2 separate regions of the Homo sapiens genome follow, and region 2 is linked to region 1. A link is a loop called in an ENCODE intact Hi-C map of the cell type or tissue named here. Cell type or tissue: endothelial cell of umbilical vein. All regions are shown on one strand.

What was found. Hi-C counts contacts between places; a loop is a spot of excess contacts. Peaks named below come from ENCODE experiments on the same cell type or tissue, not always from the same donor. Only the 100,000 strongest peaks of a DNase experiment are listed, where the experiment ranks them.
Region 2: a loop joins it to region 1, with 3 times the contacts of the local background. A loop is called at or near these places in 34 of 110 quality-filtered maps.

What each region holds. Positions count from the first base shown.
Region 1 is chr11:87,276,833-87,284,832 of GRCh38, reverse strand. All of the region lies in intron 6 of TMEM135 (transmembrane protein 135), which reads right to left. Among named protein-coding and RNA genes, the nearest start is that of TMEM135, 240 kb to the right of the region's middle. In endothelial cell of umbilical vein, a CTCF peak has its summit at 3,156; a DNase peak (open chromatin) is centred at 3,132.
Region 2 is chr11:86,951,591-86,959,590 of GRCh38, reverse strand. It overlaps FZD4 (frizzled class receptor 4), which reads left to right and starts at 4,196. Exons shown (of 2, transcript NM_012193.4): 1 at 4,196-4,790; 2 at 7,121-8,000. The coding sequence starts at 4,506. It overlaps FZD4-DT (FZD4 divergent transcript), which reads right to left and starts at 3,970. Exons shown (of 3, transcript NR_038905.1): 1 at 3,879-3,970; 2 at 1,565-1,609. It also overlaps a transcript of PRSS23 not described here. RefSeq lists silencers at 3,469-3,618, 3,969-4,338, 4,469-4,518. In endothelial cell of umbilical vein, no CTCF peak of the experiment used is centred here; DNase peaks (open chromatin) are centred at 3,540, 4,120, 6,420, 7,100 and 3 weaker places; H3K4me3 peaks cover 4,383 bases; H3K27ac peaks cover 4,740 bases.

The DNA.
Region 1 (8,000 bases):
TTTTAAGAAAACTCACATACAAATATCTGAACTTGAAATAGCAAGAAATTAAGAAATTTGGGGAAGATTATTTTGTTTCCTTTATGAACACATTATATCTTCAATAACTTCCAATAGAATTCCTTTAAATAGTGAAATTCCCCAGTGTATTAAAAATATTATTTTCTATTCTGATAAATATTTCACAGTACATTTATTTCATACAGAATGGAACACTGATACTTGGCTTTGTCTTCAAGAGCCCAAGCAAAGCTGCTGAAGCAGGCCGCAGTTATGGGTAATCAAGTGAGATTCTAAGTCCCCAGACGATAATTGTGCACTTTTTTCTGGTGTGTCCTAACTATAAATTGGAAACAGTTGGACTAAAACTTACAGCAACAACTCCAATAGAATCAGATTTCTCCTTAAACTTGGAGAAGCTGGAACTGTTTCTGCTTTAAAGTCCAAACTAGGAAGGTCATGTTCCAAAGCAGCCTTAAATTGCTAAGAAACCAAGAATCACCTTCAGACTGTTTCTAAAAGAAATGTTAATCAGAATAAATTTCCTTCTGAAAATGAACTGGTAATAGTAACACTAGTCAAACTTTAAAATAGTTGTAAAAGGAGCAGATTGTGGTTTCATTGGACCTAAACTGAAAGGCCTGTTTGCAGTTCCCAAGGAAATGGCATGAGTGCAGACTTAACAAATTAACTATAGGCAACAACCAAAAAAATATCAAATAATGTTTCATGTAAATCCAAGGAAAAATTTAGCAAGTGTCTTAAAATTATGGCATTGCTACGAACCAAAATTATTTACATTAAACAAAATTATAATCACAATTCTGAACCAATCTATTTTTTAAAGACCTCAAGACAAACAAATACTTTCAGTTTTTTCCCTTCTACAAACATAGTGAAAAATATGAAAACAAATGTTTTCAATTAAACAGAATCTTCGAATCAACATTAATTTCTTTTCTTTTTTTATTTTTTGAGATGGAGTCTCGCTCTGTCACCCAGGCTGGAGTGCAATGACGCGATCTCGGCTCACTGCAACCTCCACCACCCAAGTTCAAGCCAGTTCTCTGCCTCAGCCTCCCAAGTAGCTGGGATTACAGGCGCCCGCCACCACGCCCAGCTAATTTTTGTATTTTTAGCAGAAACAGGGTTTCACCATCTTGGCCTGGCTGGTCTTGAACTCCTGGCTGCATGATCCACCTGCCTTGGCCTCCCAAAGTGCTGGCATTACAAGGCGTGAGCCACCGCACCCAGCCCCATTAATTTATTTTCAAATGCATATTGGCATATATGTCAGTAAAATAATATAGCAATCTGTTTTCATATTGAACAAAATGAGCAGCTATTCAAAACTATAACAGGCTAAAATTTTTCATAAATTTATGCTTATTTGATACCAAAGTTAAATAAAATATGCATCTCCTAGTAATGGAGCAAAAACAACATTTTGTAAGCTTTTCCAAACTACTATTCTCTTTTTCTTTTCTTTTTTTTTTTTTGAGATGGAATTTCACTCTTGTTGCCCAGGCTGGAGTGCAATGGCACGGTCTCGGCTCACTGCAACCTCCACCTCCGGGTTCAAACAATTCTCCTGTGTCAGCCTCCCAAGTAGCTGGGATTACAGGCACCTGGTACCACACCTGGCTAATTTTGTATTTTCAGTAGAGACAGGGTTTCACCATGTTGGCCAGGCTGGTCTCGAACTCCCGACCTCAGGTGATCCACCTGCCTCAGCCTCCCAAAGTGCTGGGATTACAGGCAGCCACTGCATCTGGCCAGAAGCTACTATTTTCTGATTAGCTGAAGACTTATAGAGTATCCTGACCCCCAAGAAAGAGAAACATTTAATTTCAAATACTCCAGCTTACATCCTCTCAAAGATTTTGAACTTAATCTGTGGTATGAATAATAGAAATTGGGAGAGTCAACACATAATGGAATCTTGCTAGCCCATAGAATGGTATTAGAAAAATAAAATATTGGAACAAAAGTAACATGAGAGAATTATATTATATAGATTAAGAAACCAAGGCCCAAGGAGGTTAAGTGATCAAATTGTAAATACATCCCAATCACCTAACTGTCTGTACCTGCTGAAGTCTCAACAGTGAAGATGAAATATTACAGACAAGTAAAGGGATCTTGGACAATATAAAAGAAAACACAAATCACCTAAATGAAGTAGAGAACAATGGTCTTCCAACTGGTTTTATGCAAAGACTTTACAAGGGACAACAGGCATGGATAGTTTTAAAGAAACCAGTGTTGGCCGGATGCGGTGGCTCACGCCTGTAATCCCAGCACTTTGGGAGGTCGAGGCGAGTGGATCACCTGAGAGTCAGGAGTTCGAGACCAGCCTGGCCAAGATGGTGAAATCCCTTCTCTACTAAAAATACAAAAATTAGCCGGCCATGGTGGCTCGTGCCTGTAATCTCAGCTACTTGGGAGGCTGGGACAGGAGAATCGCTTGAACCCGGGAGGCGGAGGTTGCAGTGAGCCGAGATTGCATCATTGCACTCCAGGCTGGGCAACAAGAGCAAAACTCCAACTCAAAAAGAAAAGGCAAAAAAAAAAATGAACCAATGTCCAGTTGCTCACTTCCACATGTTCTCCTATCTAAACATGATTTGCCTGAGTGTGTACCATTGGTCAAGACTTCATGCTGGCTTCTCTTATCCACCTCCCCTTCATAAAAGCTTTTCACTTTAGAAATATAATTCTTGGTCCCCACTCCAGACCTCCTGAATTCAGAAATTCTAAGTGTGGGGCCCAACAATCTCTGCAACTTGTGTTTTAACAAAATCTCCACAGGATTCTTAAAAATGCTAAAGCTTGAAAACCACTGAGCTAAGTTATGTTGCAGTAACAAAATGTCAATGCCTTTTAACAAAAAAAGTTTATTTTCTGCTCACGCTACATGTCAAACAAGAGTTAGCTATGGCTCAACTACGTGAAATCTTCATTTTGTACCTTAGGGTAACAGAGAAACTTTATCTGCAAATGCTGATTGTCACAGCAGAGAAAAAGAACAAACATAGGAAACTGTGTTCTGACTTAAAGATTTTGCTCATAAGTATACATAAATCATTTCCACTCATATTTCTTTAGCCAAAACATGTCGTAACTCCAGGCATGATGTCAATAGGGAAGGGAAGTATAAAGTTTCTCCAGGGAGGGGCAGCAAAGGTTTTTGAACAATAACACAGTCTACCATACACGCCAAGTATATAATTGTTGAAGATCAACTGTATTTGTTTATATTTAAGAAAATTCAAAGCACAATTTCTTTTTCTTCATAAAATACTATCAATAGTCTTTTTCACAATAACTTTTTTCACTTTAAGTGTGATAATATTTAAAATCTTTCTGGTACTGGTTTCAGAAATAGGATAGTCTACAACACATCAATTAGTATTTTACACTATATGTGAATACATAAACGTGTTTGTCTGCATGTGTCCCCAGTGCCTAGTACAGTGCATAGTACATGAGTAACTCAAGAAATATATGTTGAAAGAAATTTTTGTCCATGTAATCACTGAAAAAAACTGCATTTTTATATTAACTATTTCTATTTGGGTGCCAAGTTTCTTGTAGTTGTTTCTTTGACAGCAATTGTAGGGTTTTTTGTTTTGTTTTGATTTTCCATTTCTAAAGAAATTTGTTTATTTTACATCAAGTACCTCTATACTCATTAACAACTCCCAGAGATCATCCTTAATATAAAGTTCCATTAGTTTCTTTATATTGATAATGTGCTATGAATTTACATTTAGACATAAACATACATACTCTAAATAGGGGCTTCCAGTCTTTTCTTAATTAGGAGCTATTTCTTAATACCACAAATGAAATGGAACAGTGATTATAGTATGAATTTATCAAATCCAAAAGGCAGGAAGGCGGATACGGCTGATAGGCATGTTCATCACGCTACCAGGAACTGAAATCCAGCAAAAGAGGTGAGACCATAAAGTCTATAGGTTGGAGTGTTGTTCACCTTTACATCATTTATTCACTCCTTCACACAGTTAAGTATTTCATAAGTATTTATAAAGAGTTGACAATGTGCCAGGCAGGTTGCAAGTGCTGAGGACAGCCATTGCCGATGGCTTCAGGAATTCACAATCCAGAAGGTATAGGTACAATCAAATAATGATATTACATTATAGAAAGTACTTTAATATAAAGTACACAGTGCTTTAGGAGCACAAAGCAAGTGTGTCTGACATTGATTTTGGTGTCATGAAGGCTGTTCAGAAAAAGACATTTAAGGTGCTATAAAAAAGAAGTAGAGGAAGAAAGCAGGGAGGAAAAATACATATAAGACTTAGAAAAAAGAAAACACTGGATATTCTGAGAACTGAGAGGTTTAATATGACTGTAACACAGAGACATGGAAACCAAATGGAGAAAGACTGGCACATGTCACACCATGCCAAAAACGAATTTGAACTTTACTTCTAAAGCAAAAGGTCCTGCTACTCAGAGGAATGACATAACCAGACCTATGTTTAACAAAGATACTCCAGGTTTGATGTTCATGACCTATTACCAAATCTCACTCCATTGTTTATTTTTAAATTATAATCTCATTTGGTACTATTTGTTTAAACTTTTTAAATGACAGCCTACACGCTGAATTTTTGAAAGCAACTGATATTAATGCCATCTAAACATATACTTTGTTCTTTATTTTAAAAGATTAAACCACACATTAACTTTAAGACATATTTTAATAACTTTTTGATAGATTAACAAATTAGTTTAAAAATAATAACCTTCAAAATTACAACTAAGTAAAGATGCCTACATAAAATATCAAACTTAATTAAACTATAAAATTCAGGTAATTAATACTAGTTGTTTTAACAAACTAATCACAAAATCTTGATGCCTCCACATAATAAAGGTCTGCTTATTTATCACTATTCACTCAGGCATTCATCCAGGCTGTCTCTGACACAAAGAGTAACCTCATTTCAGTCAGCTATAATGTCGTTCTAGATATTGTTCTGTGTGTATGTGAATAATAAAGTCACATCATTAATGTATTGTGGGGACAGGGAAGAATGATGAAAGCCAAGACTATACCAATAAGTTACATGAGGTGGAGTAAGCAATATACTTTTTTGTAATTACCACTATGTCCACAGATCTATGAAGCAAATATTATTCATTTACACAATCATATATCTGTTCAACAAGCAATTATTAAGCACTGAGGCAGTAGAGTTAAAAGCGAGGGCTATAGATTCAGAGAAGCAAGTTGTTTACATTCTGAGCCTGTTTCTCCACCTGTAAAATGCAAATAATAGGACCTACATCATGTGATTATTGTACTAAGCACTCAAGAAATGTTATTTATTATTACTACTGCTGCTGCTATTACTAAAACAAACACAACTACAAAGATGAGGGTATAGCAGTTGCTGTCTTACACACTGAGACTACAAGAAAAATTTAACAGTTCCTACCCATAGCAAGCTCATAGGCTTAAACTCTAAGGTGAAACAGTGAGCCACAGACAGAAAAAAAGAAGTAGACACACCATCTCCCCTGAAATTAACACCATGATCTAAAAGATGTATCACTACAGGCCTTCCTCCAAAGATACAAACTGATATAATCATACTAGTACACAATCATTTACTAATTGAGGATAATGGTACATGTGATATAAATTGCCAAATGAAAAAAAAATGACCTGAACTAGAAATGAGTCCATCAACATGTGAATGCATAAACAAATTGTGGCATATCCATATAATAAAATACTGCTCAGCTATAAAGAAGAACAAACTACTAATACACTCAACAAAATAGATGAATTTCAAAAAAAAAAAAATGCTGAGAAGCAGCCAGACACAAAGGTGCATACTGTATGATTCCACTGGTGTGAAATTCTAGAAAAAAGTTTCATAATCTAAAGTGACAGAGAGCAGATCCATCTGTTCCTGCTATCAGGGATGAGAGGAGAGATAGAAACCGACTACAAAAAAATGCACAAAAGAAATTTTAAAGAATGATGAAAATATTCTGAATTTGACCTTGGGGGTGGTTACATTTGTCAAAACTCATAGAACTCATAGAGTATACTCTTCAAATGTGTATATTTTTATTGTATATAAATTATAACTCAAAGTTAATTTTCAAAGAATGAAAATTATGTGGTTCATGCCTGTAATCCCAGCACTCTGGGAGACCGAATCGGGCAGATCACTTGAGGTCAGGAGTTCGAGACCAGCCTGGGCAATGTGGCAATGTGGTGAAACCTTGTCTCTACTAAAAATACAAAAATTATCTGGGCGTGGTGGCAGGCACCTGTAATCCCAGCTAATAGGGAGGTTGAGGCAGGAGAATCACTTGAACCCGGGAGATGGAGGTTGCAGTGAGCAAAAATCGTGCAGCCTGGGTGACAGAGTGAGACTCTGTCTCAAAAAAAAAAAAAGAACGAAAATTTGCCTGAATCAGTAACAGAACTAGAGGTAAAAAATTATATATTTTAGAGATTACAAATGTATATGTGTTATGAAACACATTACACTTTATGAAATTCAAAGAATAAAGAAATTGCTCAAAACTAAAGAATCAAAGATGGTTTTAGGGAAAAGATATCATTTGTGCAGACTGAATTTTTTAGTATAGAGGTAACAGTAAGGATGCAAAGGCTAGCAAAGGATACAAGGTAAAAGCCTGAGGAACATCACCATAGCTTGAGTTGAGTGAAGAGAATTCTATACAGGTAGAGCAAGGCTAGACAATGGAAGGACTTGGTCCAAGAATTTAGACTGTCCTGAAGGCAATAGGAAATCACAGAGGATTTCTGAACAGAATGACATAATCATAGCTATGCATTACAAGGGAAAAATAGATAAAATGTTTTAAATCATCTATAGATCTATTAGAAAGTGACTGACTCCAGAGTATCATTAAGAAGCAAGTTTAGGTCACAGGGTAGACAATTAAAGTCTTTCTAATTTATAAAAGTAACATTTTATGTTAAGAGTTGGCCGGGCATGGTGGCTCACGCCTGTAATCACAACACTTTGGCAGGCTGAGGAGGGCAGATCACCTAAGGTTAGGAGTTCGAGACCAGCCTGGCCAATATGGTGAAACCCTGTCTCTATTAAAAATACAAAAATTAGCCAGGCGTGGTGGTGGGCGCCTGTAATCCCAATTACTAGGGAGGCTGAGGCAGGAGAATTGATTGAACCCAGGAAGTGGAAGTTGTAGTAAGCCAAGATTGTGCCACTGAACTCCAGCATGGGGGACAAAAGCAAAACTCTGTCTCAAAAAAAAACAAAAAACAAAAACAGAGTTGTTTACTACTGCTTATTCTCAGAGTACAGCAAATGTGATCCAATACGGCAGTTTCACGTTTTTAAAAATCTTGTTTTTGGGCCAGGCACAGTGGCTCACACCTGTAATCTCAGCACTTTGGGAGGCCAAGGCAGGTGGATCACTTAAGGCCAAGAATTCAAGACCAGCCTGGCTAACATGGTGAAACCTCATCTCTACAAAAATACAAAAATTAGCCAGGCATGGTGGCACAAATCTGTAATCCCAGCTACTCAGGTGGCTGAGGAACAAGAATCGCTTGAACCCGGGAGGTGCAGGTTGTAGTGAGCTGAGATCACACCACTGCACTCCAGCCTGGGCAACAAAGCGAGACTCGGTCTCAAAAAAATCTTGTTTTTACATAATGTTAGCAATACTTCTGGGTAAGAAATGTTGGGTAAAAAATACATATATTGAAACCTTCAAAATTTTATTAATCCTAAAAATTCATAATATAAATTCTGCAGTTTTATTCTCCTACTCCAAAGTTCCATAAATATTAAATTATTTTTTAAAAAAAAGCCAGGTAAAGTGGCTCACGCCTGTAATCCCAGCACTTTGGGAGGCCGAGGCAGGCGGACCAACTGAGGTCAAGAGTTCAAGACCAGCCTGGCCAACATGGTGAAACCCTGTCACTACTAAAAATACAAAAATTAGCC
Region 2 (8,000 bases), 330 kb after region 1:
TGTTCATCTTTGCGTTAACTCATCACCACCAATAAATAAGGATGTCTGATGTACCATTTAATGCTTGCTAAACTTATGGGTAGGAAAAATTTTGAGCTTCTATTTCTTGACATGCAAGAGCTCTGTGGTGACAATTCTTCTCTGCTAGCTAGTGGTGCAATGGACTAAGAAGGGAGTTTGGCTCTGCCACTTAATAGGTATTAATCTCTTGGGAACTTTGATTCCTCAGCTCGAAGTAAGATCAGTGTTCCCTTCCACCTTACTCAGCAGGCGCACTTTTGTTTTATAACTAGTTTGGGTGCAGGGGGAGATGTAACACCCTATTTATAAATGGATGGAATGTGGCATGGCATCTTCTTGCTTTGCTTTTGTTGTTCCACAGTAAATTCCCAATACTTATGGGGTTTTAGTCCCAGTGAATTATTTCCCTCAAAAACCAGGCAGATAATAATGAACCACTTTCTTGCACTTTCCATCAAGACAGCTCTTTGTGAGTTCTAAATGTTCTATCTAGATTCAAAGAAGCTGGTTTCTTCATGAGTGGTTGGAATAAGACTTTTCTTGGAAGCTACTGAATATGGATTAGTTGGATTGTTTCATAGGAAATAAAAAGCAGGCTCTAGGGTAACTACTTCAGCACTTAATTGGGTTAGCAAAGAGCCGCAAATGAGAGATTTTCCCGTAGGAGGGAAAGGATGTTTATAGCTTCCACCCCCTTAGGTGATGCATTTTAACCTAAACATTACTCTTCCAATGCAGCCTTTAATTTAGTAAGCATTACAAGAATCTATTAGAGCAGAAAACGTCAGGTTGAAAAATTAACACATCACCGGAGTTAATAAGAACCCAGCCTCTTATTAGATACAAATGGAGAGCCCTCCAACTGCCCAACAGACTGTTGAAGTCATGTTTGTTGCAGCTCCAAAGTAGTTGAATCTTTACTGCTCAGAGGCTGGACCAAGGAAACTGCCCAGGCACTCAAGCCAGAGTTAGCAGGGGCCCATGGCCTACACTTTATTCAGGTGTCCCTATCTTTTCCTCTCAGAAATGCTGTGCATGTCACAGGGTGGATATCCCTCTGCCTGGGACTCCCTCGGGAAGTGTTTTCTGTAACAAAGACAAACATGCCATGCCTGTCACCAGGGGCAGATTGTGGACTGTGTAAACCACTCCAGGAGAGGGAGGCTGAGGGGCTCCAGGCCATTCAGATTTAGCTCTAAGTTATGGTCTTTGTTGTCTTTCCACATTCAGACTGAAATGTGATTCCCCTAGCTTTCTTTTTTGGAAAATACTGGTGATGAGTTCCACGACTAGAAAGAAAAGCTGTTGACAGAAAAAGCTTCTGATAGGGAAGGGGCTTCTTCATGTGTTCTCAAAGGAGACAATTGCTTCAAGCAAGCTGAGGCAGGATGCCAGGTCTAGGAATAAGAGGTCCAGATCACAAAATGGTCATCTTTAACTATGGATTAGGCTGGGCGTGAAGCAGTTTCCTCTGCAAGAGCAGTACCATGCACACAGAGTTTAGGGCCAGGCAGACATGCATGAGTTCTTCTCTACGACTTACTGTGTAATCTTGGGCAAACTGCTTGGCCTCTCAGAGCATCAGTTTCTGCAAGTTGTGAGAAATAAATAAAATTAAGAATGTAAGGCATGTAACACAGTGTCTGAAAGTAAGAGTTCTATATGAGTGGTTTGTTATTGATTTGAAAACAGTATTCCTTCACCCAGAACAAATGATGTTCCTTGTGTGCCAGGCCCTGTATGAGGGACAGGTCCTCCTCCTTGACCTCAGGGAGTTCACTGTTTAATAAACCATGTAACCATATCTTCAGCACAAAGCACACCCCACCACCACCACTCTTCCCTAGAAGAAGGGCCAATTGCATACTAACTACACTTTGTTGAGTAGCTACGAGTCTTGCAGGTCATCCCCCTTTGAGTAGCCCTCCAGACTCAGCCACTTCTACCTTCAATTCACCCACAATTCTCTATCTGTGCACTTAGCAAACTAAGTTATTGTTGTTTGTTAATCCTTTGTCTCCTCCTGTGAGATCCTAAAGGATGAGGATTATCTATTCATTTGATCTGTTCATCTGATTATATATTCATCTCTGTAACCCAAATGATTAATAGATCATTTGATCTCTACATCTGATCGTTTATTCATCTCTGTAGGCCAAGGGTTTTATGCATTACTCAGCACAGGCACACAGAGATTCAATCCTATTGCTGAGTACATTGATTTCCAGCTGGGAATTTTTTCTGGGAAAATAGCCCTGCCTTCCATCTTTGAAGAGCCTCTTCTGGGCCCTGGTTTGGTTGGTCTTGTCATTTTCTATTACTGTGGTTCTAGCCTCAGTTTCCTAATCTCTATAAGGAGCTAACGGAACCTCCTTCACTGGGAGTTTATGATGATGACTGGAGACAATGCAGCTTCTCCGTGTCCAACACAGTTCTAGGCACAGAGCCAAATACCAAAAAAAAGTTGATTCCATTTTTGCCCTCAGTCAAGTCTCGTTGCCAATATAAGAAGACTAAAAATACAAGACAGAATATGAGTGTCACATGAGTGGCACAGACATTCTTCCAACTTGCATCTAGCCTCTGCCATATGCCACAGAATTGGCTGAAATGGGAGGATAAAAACATGCATAAAACAGTGGCAAGTGTTGGACAAAAAGATCTCAGGAAGAGGGTGAAAAGCCTTTTACCCAGATCCTCATTCCGGGGCTGCTGGAGCTGTCTTTAGCACCAGGCTGGAAAGCAGGAGGCTGTCCCATAATTGATCTCCCCTAGCTGTTTTGGAAACACATACACACACACACACACACACACACACACACACACACACCCCAATCACCAAGTTCTTCAGCATTTATTATGTGTCAGACACTGCTAAATGATTTACAGGTATTATCTCACTGAACTCTTAGAACAACTGTGTGAGGTGGATATGAACTTCCCCACTTTACAGCCGGCCACTTTGAGGCTCAGAGAGGCACCATAGCTTCAACACAGTCAAGCAACAAGTAAACGGTGGAGGAATCCACCTGCTGGGAGTTTACTGGCCGACTGGAAAGCAGAGAGAGGGTGGACCAGCACAAAGCCGCGGGGGGCTGGTAATGAGACAGGAAAGTTGGGTTCAAACCTGGGTCACATGATCCCCAGATCCCTAGGAGCCGAAGCAGAAGCAAAGAAAAAAAGGGGTGCAGCCTGGTGGGGAGGGGGTGCCCGGGAGGCCGGGAGAGAGGAGTCACGGTGGTTGTGCGCCTTCCTCGTCCCCAGTGCACAGGTCAAGCCTCTCCCCTCCCGCCCTCTCACCCTCCCAACCTTATTTAGAAACCGTGTCCCCGAGACAGGAAGGGCGGCGGGCCGAGAAGCACGGAGAGTCCCGGTCTCATTTCCTTTCGAATCCCCCTGTGGAATTTCATTTCATACGGTGAGGAAATCAGAGCGCGAGACCGTCGGCGGGTCTGCAGCTCCGCAGCTCTGGGGCGCCTCCCCGCTGGCGGCTGGAGGTGGGCGGCTCCCTGCGCAGGTCGGGCGAGTCTGGGGGCGGGGAGAGGCCGGGCCCCGATCGCCGCTGGTCCGGAGTGAAAATAGCTGTGGACTCACGCAGTACCAGGCACCATGCTAAGCCTTCTACACTTTATCTCTAATCCTCCCAAGTGACTTTACAGAGGAGACTGACGCCGAGGGGTTGAGCAATTTGCTCAAGGTCACACAACCGGGACTGAAAGCCACAATCGGTGTAAATCCAAATCCCCAATTCTTTGTGTACGTTTCTCTGCCTGACGGGGAGGTGGCCACCGGCCTAGGTTACAGCTGAAAGGAGACAGGAAGGAAAGGGGGCAGATGGAACAGGGCGCACTTCTCACCTGCAGAAGGGGGCAGGACGGCGTGGCTGGAGCCACTGGGCTGCGTCCCTGCTTGGCCCCTGCGCGCCTAGATCCGGGTGGGAGGAAAGCAAGAGCCGGGAGGCGGGCGGGGCGGGGCGCTAGGGGAGGGAGGGAGGGAGGGGCGGCCGGAGGAGGGGGCCGGAGGGCGGGGGCCTGACTCCTCCTGCGGGAGAGCGGCCCCGCCCCGCCGCCTCGCCCCTAGCTGCCCACCGCGCCCGGCCATTGGAGAGGCCCGCTGTCCGTCCCGCCCCGCCGCCGCGCCGCGAGCCTCCAGCGCCGCGCAGGGCTCCGGCGGTGAGAGCTGCGCAGCGCTGGCTGCTGGCTGGCCTCGCGGAGACGCCGAACGGACGCGGCCGGCGCCGGCTTGTGGGCTCGCCGCCTGCAGCCATGACCCTCGCAGCCTGTCCCTCGGCCTCGGCCCGGGACGTCTAAAATCCCACACAGTCGCGCGCAGCTGCTGGAGAGCCGGCCGCTGCCCCCTCGTCGCCGCATCACACTCCCGTCCCGGGAGCTGGGAGCAGCGCGGGCAGCCGGCGCCCCCGTGCAAACTGGGGGTGTCTGCCAGAGCAGCCCCAGCCGCTGCCGCTGCTACCCCCGATGCTGGCCATGGCCTGGCGGGGCGCAGGGCCGAGCGTCCCGGGGGCGCCCGGGGGCGTCGGTCTCAGTCTGGGGTTGCTCCTGCAGTTGCTGCTGCTCCTGGGGCCGGCGCGGGGCTTCGGGGACGAGGAAGAGCGGCGCTGCGACCCCATCCGCATCTCCATGTGCCAGAACCTCGGCTACAACGTGACCAAGATGCCCAACCTGGTTGGGCACGAGCTGCAGACGGACGCCGAGCTGCAGCTGACAACTTTCACACCGCTCATCCAGTACGGCTGCTCCAGCCAGCTGCAGGTGGGCGCCCCCACCCCCACCCCTGGCGGGACCCCTTGGGGAGGGACGCTCCAAACTAACTTTGCAGAGCCCATGCCAAGTTGATCATCCTAGCCCGAAGGAGACAGCTCTCCTGGAAAAGTGATTTCCATCCCCACCCCCACTTTCTCAGGGACTGGAAGCCAAAACGTTGTGTAAGTCATCTGGCCTGGGAAAGAACCCACTCTTACACCCCGCCCTTCCGTTTTTCTCTCTTGCCCACCCATGTCTGGCCCAGACCCCTAACCCCAGTGGAGCTGAGGGTTATCTCTGCCAAGGATTCTGGCCGCCACTGCTCGGTGGGCGAGTGGGAGGGAGCCAGCTGCAGCTAAGACTTGGAGGGAGTGATAAGGAGACCATCCTTCACCGAACTTCCTTCTCCCCACTATTTTTGGGGTGTTATTAAATGAAACACTACTGCACCTTTTTCTGCTGAATAGCCCCTTCTCACGACGTCCCGCAGCGTTTTAGAGGTCATGCATGAAGGAGTGGTTGGGTTGGCTTGAGTTCTTTCTTATCCTCACAGTTGAAGGCACGTTTAATGCTTGGAGGGTGAGAAGAAGCTGCAGGAAGGTGGTTGGTATATTGGAAGAAATTTTTTTGCAGTCATTAAAAAATGTAAAGCATATCTAATGATAGAGAAAATGTTTATTCCACAGTAATAAGAATTTGCATATACAGGGTGATTATAATCCTGCAAAATAAAAAATTTATTGGGATAATAAAAGACTGACAGGAAAATTTTTAAAGTGTTAACATTGGTTATGTTTGGGTTGGTGAGGCTGGGTGATTTTTAGAAATTTAGAAAAGAGAGAAGTTGTGGGAAAAAGTAGACGTTAGTTGTCCAGGCTTCAGAAATCTGGTTTCTGGCCGGGCGCAGTGGCTCACGCCTGTAATCCCAGCACTTTGGGAGGCCGAGGCAGGTGGCTCACGAGGTTAGGAGTTCGAGACCAGCCTGACCAACATGGCGAAATCCTGTCTCTACTAAAAGTACAAAAATTAGCCGGGCGTGGTGGCGTGCGCCTGTAATCCCAGCTACTCAGGAGGCTGAGGCAGGAGAATCGCTTGAACCCAGGAGGCAGAGGTTGCAGTGAGCGGGGATTGCACCATTGCACTCTAGCCTGGGCCACAGGAGCGAAACTCCGTATCAAAAAAAAAAAGAAAAGAAAAGAAATCTGTGGTTCTGGCTGTAACTTCTGAGAGATAATAAACAGACATACAGCTTACTTACTAGGTGCATGTTTTTACATAGGTCATTTTAAAACTTGGTTTGTGGTTTTGGAAAGATGGTGGGGATTAGACCTGTTGCTGCTAAAATATCCCTTTGGAAGTTTCAGAACTTTAGAACTAGGTTATAAAAGCTTAAGAAATGATCCTCCAGCTCTCAGTTTGGAAACAGCACATATCCTGACATCAGTGGCAATTTGTTGGAGAAACAGCTTTTGCAGGGATATATATTTTTAATTACATGTATCCTGGGGAAAGCGGCCAAGCTGTTTTGAAGGACAAGACTGGATCCCTTTACATGCTGGAAAATAGTTACTTGTAACTCTAGACTTCATAGACAACATCTGTAAGGAGCCAAGCAGACTGTTTATCAATGCTGGAGGAATTGAGGACAGCAACTGGACTCTCCCCTGCTGGTACTGCAGTTTCAGCGACTTAACATTTACATTTTCCTATTGTGCTTCATTATTATTCATTGAGGAAACCTGGCCAAACAAATCCCTAGTGACCAGAGACCTCAATCTGCATCCCATCCTTGAGTCTAACAGTGTCTCATTTGGGCCATTTTTTGTTTCAGTATGGGACTAGTTTAAACAAATTTTTAAGGGATAAATTAGGGAGAAGAGAATACTAACAGGATCTACATTTTTTTTTAACTTTTATTTTTAAAATGATAAAGAAACGGGGATAAAAATAAACCACCTAAATGAGTCATATTAGTTTCTTTAGCTTTTTCAAATAGTTTCTAAAATGGAAGGAGATTGAAAGCCAGTTTTTTAAGATTTATTTCAAGTGTTGTGCAAAGAGGGCTTATGCAATTCTTCAGACCCTATTTATTTTATTTATTTATTTATGTACATTCTTCTGGAAAGGATTACTAAAGCCAAACTAAGAAAAGTATGTAAGTGATGGATTATCAGGCGCCCTTGTTTGAGGTCAGAGTAAACAGACAGACTCCCGATAGGTTGGTTTAAAAGTAGATACCTAGATTGCCTGGAAGCATTCAACTCAGCTTTGTGGGAGCATTTGGTCAAACTTCCAAGTCATTGTTTTTTTTGTGTGTGTTCATTTTGTTACTTTTCCAGTTCTTCCTTTGTTCTGTTTATGTGCCAATGTGCACAGAGAAGATCAACATCCCCATTGGCCCATGCGGCGGCATGTGTCTTTCAGTCAAGAGACGCTGTGAACCCGTCCTGAAGGAATTTGGATTTGCCTGGCCAGAGAGTCTGAACTGCAGCAAATTCCCACCACAGAACGACCACAACCACATGTGCATGGAAGGGCCAGGTGATGAAGAGGTGCCCTTACCTCACAAAACCCCCATCCAGCCTGGGGAAGAGTGTCACTCTGTGGGAACCAATTCTGATCAGTACATCTGGGTGAAAAGGAGCCTGAACTGTGTGCTCAAGTGTGGCTATGATGCTGGCTTATACAGCCGCTCAGCCAAGGAGTTCACTGATATCTGGATGGCTGTGTGGGCCAGCCTGTGTTTCATCTCCACTGCCTTCACAGTACTGACCTTCCTGATCGATTCTTCTAGGTTTTCCTACCCTGAGCGCCCCATCATATTTCTCAGTATGTGCTATAATATTTATAGCATTGCTTATATTGTCAGGCTGACTGTAGGCCGGGAAAGGATATCCTGTGATTTTGAAGAGGCAGCAGAACCTGTTCTCATCCAAGAAGGACTTAAGAACACAGGATGTGCAATAATTTTCTTGCTGATGTACTTTTTTGGAATGGCCAGCTCCATTTGGTGGGTTATTCTGACACTCACTTGGTTTTTGGCAGCAGGACTCAAATGGGGTCATGAAGCCATTGAAATGCACAGCTCTTATTTCCACATTGCAGCCTGGGCCATCCCCGCAGTGAAAACCATTGTCATCTTGATTATGAGACTGGTGGATGCAGATGAACTGACTGGCTTGTGCTATGTTGGAAACCAAAATCTCGATGCCCTCACCG